Linked DNA regions of Homo sapiens: region 2 is linked to region 1. A link is a contact called in ENCODE Hi-C or POLR2A ChIA-PET data. All regions are on one chromosome and are shown on one strand. Each heading gives the region's core, a stretch centred on a gene start or an enhancer-like site at or near the end of the contact. The rest is flanking DNA. Distances are from core to core; before and after follow the strand shown.

Region 1 (3,534 bases), core at 724-3,223:
AAAATTTTCATATTTTATATCAATGTAAGGGGCAGAATCTTTACACAGATAACATTTTTCCAGAGCCTGACTATTGCCCTATACATTTTTAAGCTGCCCAATAAATATTTAGTAACATTTTTTGTGTCTCCAAGTGAAAATAGATCCAGACAATAAACAAACATCACTAATGTACTTCTTTAATTCTTCTTTAATCTTAAACTCTACAGATTTCCAAGAGATCATGTGTCAGAAGCTGTGTCCCACATGGCAGACCATGAGCTCTCCAATGTGGGAGATGGGCCCACCTGGCTGCTTAAGTCCCTGGAATGACCACTGTGTGTCTTGTAGTTGGCACATCTGTTTACCAGCTCAGGAGGAAGAACATGACAGTGATGTTTACAGATACACAGGGGCACTGTGTACAGAATGAATCAATTCACTCTGTGTTGGCCCTTATAGATGTATTTCCATCTATATTTTTTGTTCTTATTTTCTCACTGTTCTCATATTCCGTGCTCTCCTGTTTACCTTGTTGCTTTTGGCATTTTGAGAAGTGTTTTTGTCTTCTTTGTATAAATGTTGTGGATAAAGCACTTAGAGGATTTCAGAGAAAGCTCACTACTATACAAACCTAATAAATCTACAACGTCCTGTTATATAGAAAACCAATACTGACTGCCTCTGAGATACAAATACTTGATTTACTTCTTCTATGTTATATAAGTGAAACATTACTATTTAGAAAAACTTAAGTAGTCAACTGAATCTTTTTTTGTTGTGCTCTGATGCATTTGAAAAGATTCTGTAACCTCATTAAATTATCCCATCCCATTTTACATAATTCATCAGTACTTAATTGTACACTGTTTTCTTCCTTTGTCAGTATTTTTTAACAAACTCTGTATTTGATGCATCCTGTGGTTAAGACAAAACAAAATTAAATGCAATTGTTTCTCTAAAAATCATGATTATTCCTTGGTTCGTTCTTTGAACGTTTCGTGGACTAAGCCAGGCACACTAGGGCATATGGCAGAGGAGGCAGAATGCCATTGCTCACACTGCTTTGCCCTCTAGAGGCTGGAGGGAGGGGCTTCAATGACTTTCCCTGAAGAACCACTTTTTACCTGGGTTCTAGATATTTCTCTTAAGAAAGCCACTTTTTGTCCACAGTTCTGACTTAGATTCAGAGGTCTGGGAGATGTTGACTGTTGCCTTTCATGGAGTAACTGCCATTGTGTTTTTTTAAGAGAGCTTTAATGAATGAGTTTTAGGACTATGTGGAAATTTCTGTGAAATGGTTAAGATTCTCCTATATAGTTTTGAAACTGGGTCATAGAAATACAGAAGAAAAAGAATTAAAATTCTTTCATTACACTTACAGTGACTCCATCCATTGTTTGCAGTGAGTAAGTGACTCATCTGTAACTCAGTATTTTGGGAGGAGGAGGAGGAAATGCCAAGTTCGAATCACATCCCTTTGTGCAGGCAGCAGAGTTGTAGGGGAAGGAGCTGGGCTTGCAGGGTGAGAGGTTGGGGGTCATAACTGGGTGCCAGTCTGTGTACTGTAGCTGTTACTTAATCTCTCTGAATATGTTTCTTCATTTGTAAAATGAAGCTAGAATGGCGTCATTAGGAATGTTAGGTGAGATGAGTCAGCACTGGTTTGACATGTAATAGGCACCAAAAAAATGAGTTTTCTTTCCCATTTCTTCTCTAATATCATAGAAAGAGAGCACTGAAAGGAACCAAATGACATAACTTTTTTTCTTTAAGTTGTGAATTGACGATTTATGTTTGTATACATTTATGGGATACAAAGTGATGTTATGATTTATGAATCTAATGTGGAATAATTAAATCAAGCTAGTTAATATAGCCACCACCTCAGATAGTTAACTTTTTTGTAATTGTAACATTTGAAATTTACTCTCCTAGCACTTTTGAAATGCACAATATACGCATACCTCAGAGATATTGCAGGTTCTGTTCCAGACCATTGCAACAAAGTTAATATCACAATAAAGTGAGTCACACAATTTTGTGGTTTCCCAGTGCATATAAAAGTTATGTTTACACTATACTGTAATCTATTAAGTTTATAATAGCATTATGTCTATAAAAATGAATATACCTTAATTTTAAAGTATTGCTAAAAATGCTAATGATTATCTGAGGCTTCAGTGAGTCTTAATCTTTTTGCTAGTGGAGGGTCTTGCCTTGATGTTTATGGCTGCTGACTGATCAGGGTGGTGAAGGGTAGGGTAGCTGTAATAATACCTTAAGACAACAATGCAATTTGTCACATCAGTTTACTCTCCCTTTTACAAAAGATTTCTCTGTAGCATGTGATGCTGTTTGATGGCATTTTACCCAAAACAGAACTTCTTTCAAAACTGGAGTCAGTCCTCTCAAACCCTGCTGCTGCTTTATGAACTAAATTTATGGAAATATTTTAAGTAATTTGTTGCCATTTCAAGAGACTTCACAGCATCTTCACCAGGAGTAGATTCTGTTTCAAGAAACCCACTATCTGGCTGGGCACCATGGCTCACACCTATAATCTCAGCATTTTGGGAGGCCGAGGCAAGTGGATCACTTGAGGCCAGGAGTTTGAGACCAGCCTGGCCAACATAGTGAAATCTGGTCTCTACTGAAAATAGAAAAAAACAAAAAATTAGCTGGGCGTGGTGGTGCATGTCTGTAATCCTAGCTACTCGGGAGGCTGAGGCATGACAATTGCTTGAACCCAAGAGGCAGGGGTTGCAGTGAGCTGAGATCATGCCACCGCACTCCAGCCTGGGTGTCAGAGTAAGACTCTGTCTCAAAGAAAGAAGGAAAGAAGGAAAGAAGAAAGGAAGGAAGGAAGGAGGGAAAGAAAGAAGGAAAGAAGGAGAAACCACTATCAGTGTTTATCCATAAGAAGCAACTCTTTGTTCATTCAAGTTTTATTGTGAGAGCAGCAATTTAGCCACATATTCAGGCTCCATTTCTAATTCTAGTTCTCTTACTATTTTTACATCTTCAGTGACTTTCTCCACTGAAGTCTTGATGTTCTCAAAGTCATCCATTAGGGTTGGCATCAACTTCTTCCAAACTACTATTGTTGATATTTTGACTGCCTCCCATGAATCATAAATGTTCTCAATGGCATCTAGAAAGGTGACTCCTTTCCAGAAGGTTTTCCACTTACTGTACCCAGATCCATTGAGAAATTATAATCTATGGCAGTTTTAGCCTGACAAAATGCATCTCTTAAATAATAAGATGTGAAAGTCAAAACTAATCCTTAATCCGTGGGCTACAGAATGGATGTTGTATTAGCAGGCATGGAAACAACTCTTATCTCCTTACATCTCTATCAGAACTCTTGGGTGACTAGGTGCATTGTTAATGAACAGTAATGTTTTAAAATGAATCTTTTTTTTTTTTTCTAAGCAGCAAGTATTAACAGTGGGCTTTGTATATTTAGTAAACCATGCTATAAATAGATGAGCTGTCATCCAGGCTTTGTTGTTCCATTTATAGAGCACAGGCAGAGTAGTTTTAACATAA
Region 2 (3,438 bases), core at 899-3,398, 1.2 Mb after region 1:
CAGCTGGGCATGGTAACTCGCACCTGCAGTCCCAGCTAGTCAGGAGGCTGAGGCAGGAGAATCACTTTCACCTGGGAGGCGATGGTTGCAGTGAGTCAAGGTTGCACCAATGCCCTCCAGCCTGGGTGACAGAGCGAGACTCTGTCTCAAAAAAAAAAAAAAAACCCAAAAATCTCAAATATAGAATACAGTTCATTTATGCTGGATTTCATCAAATCACTAGAAGGAAGATCGTGACATTTTAAAATCATAAATTTAGCAGGAAAATTTTTACCTACTTCTTTTAATTTTCTGTGGCAGTTTTTTAAACTGAAAGGACTCACAGATCATCAGATTTAGAAGAATAGTCTGGGCACAGTGGCTCATGCCTGTAATCCTGGCACTTTGGGATGCTGAAGTGGGTGTATCGCTTGAGCTCAGGAGTTCAAAACCAGCCTGGGCAACATGGTAAAACCCTGTCTCTACCAAAATTACAAAAATTAGCCAGGTGTGGTGATACACACCTGTAGTCCCAGCTACGCAGGAGGCTGAGGTGGGAGGATTGCTTGAGCCTAGGAGGCAGAGGTTGCAGTGAGCAGAGATCGTGCCACTGTGCTCCAGCCTGGGCCAAACAGTGAGACCATTTATCAAAAAGAAAAAAAAAAAAGAAAAATCGTAAGAGAAGAAAGACTGGATAAGCATTATCTGTATCATTACAGTGGGTTTTTAGACTTTTTTTTTTTTTTCTGGCAGAGGTGAGGGGACAAGGAGTGGCCCCATAGTTGTTTGGCAATATAAAAGCTGTAGGAAAACGTCCATGTAGAGGTTGAGTATCTCTAATCCAAAAATAAAAAATCAGAAATTCTCCAAAACCTGAAACTTTTTGAGCACCTATATAAAAATCAAAGGGAATATTCCTTGGAGCATTTTAGACTTCTGATTTTTGGAATAGGGATGCTGTATAATGCAAATATTCCAAAGTCTGATATCTGAAATCCAAGCATTTCTGGTTCCAGGCACTTTGGATAAGGGACATTCAATCAGTATATAATTTTCTGGGGGTTCAGACATCTCTAGTAGCCCATCCAGGTAAACAGCCTCTGCCCAACAGGAGACTAAGCAAGCACTCAAATCCTTTTGGTGCTGAAATTGGTTACTCAGTCTTCGGGACTGAACTTTTTTGAGGCTGTGGTCAGGGACAGTGGCTGAGGAAGTTGAGAGCTCTGCTTTTGGGGCACTGGCACGGGTGTGTGTGCCTCTCTCCCCGACAGTCTGGATTATTTGTTTCTCCTCTTGGGTGACCTCTTTTTCTGAGTCTGGCTGGGAGTTGATGCAGCCACACCTGCTCCCTTTTCCAGATTGCCCTTTGAAGACCAGAGCTCAGGGGCTAGCCTCTCCCACTCTTTTCTTTAAAGGACTTTTCATTAAAAGACATTACATTGAAAGACTGTGTTAAAGAACTATACTACAAAGGGCTGGAGTGGGCAGACCCAGGGTTCTGGCAAGTGACATCTTAGGGCTCCTCAACAAACTGGGAACTTAGATTTTTTCCTTGCAGCCTCTTTCCTGGTTTACAGTTTCACAGTTCTTAAGATGGTGTTTGGGTTTGTCATACCGTTCTGTCTACTTTTGTATAGTTGGATTTTTTCATAATAAGAACTTAAAAGATACGGTATTTGAGATTTTGTTCTCCACTGTCTCCAGAGCCGGTTCTCAGCCTCCTTTCCGGCCCCGTTTTAAGAGGGCTGGCAGCCCCTCTCTCCCAGAACTTATCTTGTCTCAAGTGGCACTTCTGTCTCTAACTGTCTCCAGCCTGGCGACACCTAGTTTACCTGGGAAGTCTTCTCTTTGGGTGTTAACTCACAAAAAGGAAGAGATCACCCTCACCTGGGTTTTTATTTATTTTATGCTTCTCATTAAAACAAAACATTTGATTCAGCTGCTTTGGCAATTGAGAGCAGAGACCAAAGTGCTATTTTTAAGATGTAACAAATAACAGTAGTTTATTTTTATATTCGGGCTAGTGATAGGAAACTGGCTGAAGGTAAGGCCAGGAGCATGAAGTAATGGAAAACATACAGTGGCGCTGATGATATTTGGGAGAGAGGGTTTCCTGTGAACAAAGAAAGCCATTAGCTACTGGGTGGGAGGGACGGAGACGCTCCTGGAGTAATACTGCCATCTTGTGGGTTTTTGAGGCATTGCTATGTGGCGCAAGCGAAGCCCTTCCCAGTTCCTAATCATCCCAGAGATCACCAATTGTCTCAAAACGCCAAGTTATGTAATCTCTTTCTGGGCCCAGGTATGTTTCCCTGCATTTTTCCAAGCATCTCTCTCCCTTCCTTTTCCTCTCCTCTCTTCCCTTAGAAATTCAGTTTTCACCCCCCACCCCGGGTGTTTTAGAGGTTGCCCAATGTGAAAGCAAATACTGTTGTTGGCTCTCGGTATTCGTGGTTCCAGGACCCCCCAACCCCCATACCAAAATCCCAGAGGCTCCAGTCTCATACATAAAATAGCATTGTATTTACATATTACCTATGCACGTCTTGTGTGCTTTAAATCATCTCTGGATTACTTATAATACCTAATACAATGTATATGCTGTGTAAACAGTTGTTAAACTGCGTTGCTTTTTATTTGTATTATTATTTATTGTTGTGTTATGATTTTTTACTGTTTCTTTTTCCCTGAATATTTTCGATCCATGTTGAATAGGTGGATGTGGAACCTGAGGTTACAAAGGGGCTGTATTTAAAACCAATTTAAGGTAGATGTGATTTAAAGGAAGTTTTGTGTTTTTGTTTGTTTATTAGATATGGGGTCTTGCTGTGTTGCCCAGGCTGGAAGGTAGGGGCTATTTACAGGCTCCATAATGGCACACTACAGCATTGACCTCCTGGCCTCAAGCGATCCTCCTGCCTCAGCCTCCTTAGTAGCTGGGCCAAAAGGCACTAGCCACCGACCAGTCTGGAGGAAGTTTTTAATCCACTGGAGTGAAATTTAACTTTTGGGATTAATAGCTCAATTTACACAAGTCAAATGTCATTATAACTCAGATCTTTTTAAAGATGAATCTAATTTAAATCAACACTCAGCAAGTGTCTGTGTGGTATTACCTATTATGCTGCCTGCAGAGGGTTATGGGGACGGATGGAGCAGCTCAGATCTGGGGAGGGGAGAAGGCCACTGACTCTGCCAAATCCCCGTAGTGGAGAGGAATCAACAGTGCTAGGGAGGCAGGAAGGAGAGAGTGGTGAGTTTTCACCAGGGAGGAGCGAGAATTCTAAGCTTTAACTGATAAACCATGAGCCACATATAATACGGAATTTCAGTCCAGTGAAATAATTGGTCGACTCCCTAGGAATATTATTGGTAGACTCCCTAGGAATTTTCTTACAAGCAAACCTTATTTGACAGCCCATCACATAAGTTATCTTTCACATAAATGGTCTCATTTAC

Evidence for each region. A loop is a pair of places that touch in the nucleus more often than their neighbours do. ChIA-PET counts read pairs that join two places held with the same protein, here RNA polymerase II (POLR2A).
Region 2: a loop to region 1 is called in a map of heart right ventricle, with 5 times the contacts of the local background. The contact joins two enhancer-like sites. A Hi-C loop is called at or near these places in 1 of 168 maps with a recorded cell type or tissue (heart right ventricle). POLR2A ChIA-PET finds 5 or more read pairs at or near these places in 1 of 52 experiments (BJ).

Annotation. Positions count from the first base shown.
Region 1 is chr9:18,236,943-18,240,476 of GRCh38, forward strand. It overlaps a transcript of ADAMTSL1 not described here. Among named protein-coding and RNA genes, the nearest start is that of ADAMTSL1, 240 kb to the right of the region's middle. Within about 2 kb of position 1,974, at least 4 of the 41 ENCODE cell types and tissues checked have a DNase peak (open chromatin) inside an H3K27ac peak, as active enhancers do.
Region 2 is chr9:19,455,448-19,458,885 of GRCh38, forward strand. No RefSeq gene overlaps it. Among named protein-coding and RNA genes, the nearest start is that of MAP1LC3BP1, 6.2 kb to the right of the region's middle. RefSeq lists enhancers at 1,794-2,389, 1,984-2,278, 2,293-2,432. Within about 2 kb of position 2,149, at least 6 of the 41 ENCODE cell types and tissues checked have a DNase peak (open chromatin) inside an H3K27ac peak, as active enhancers do.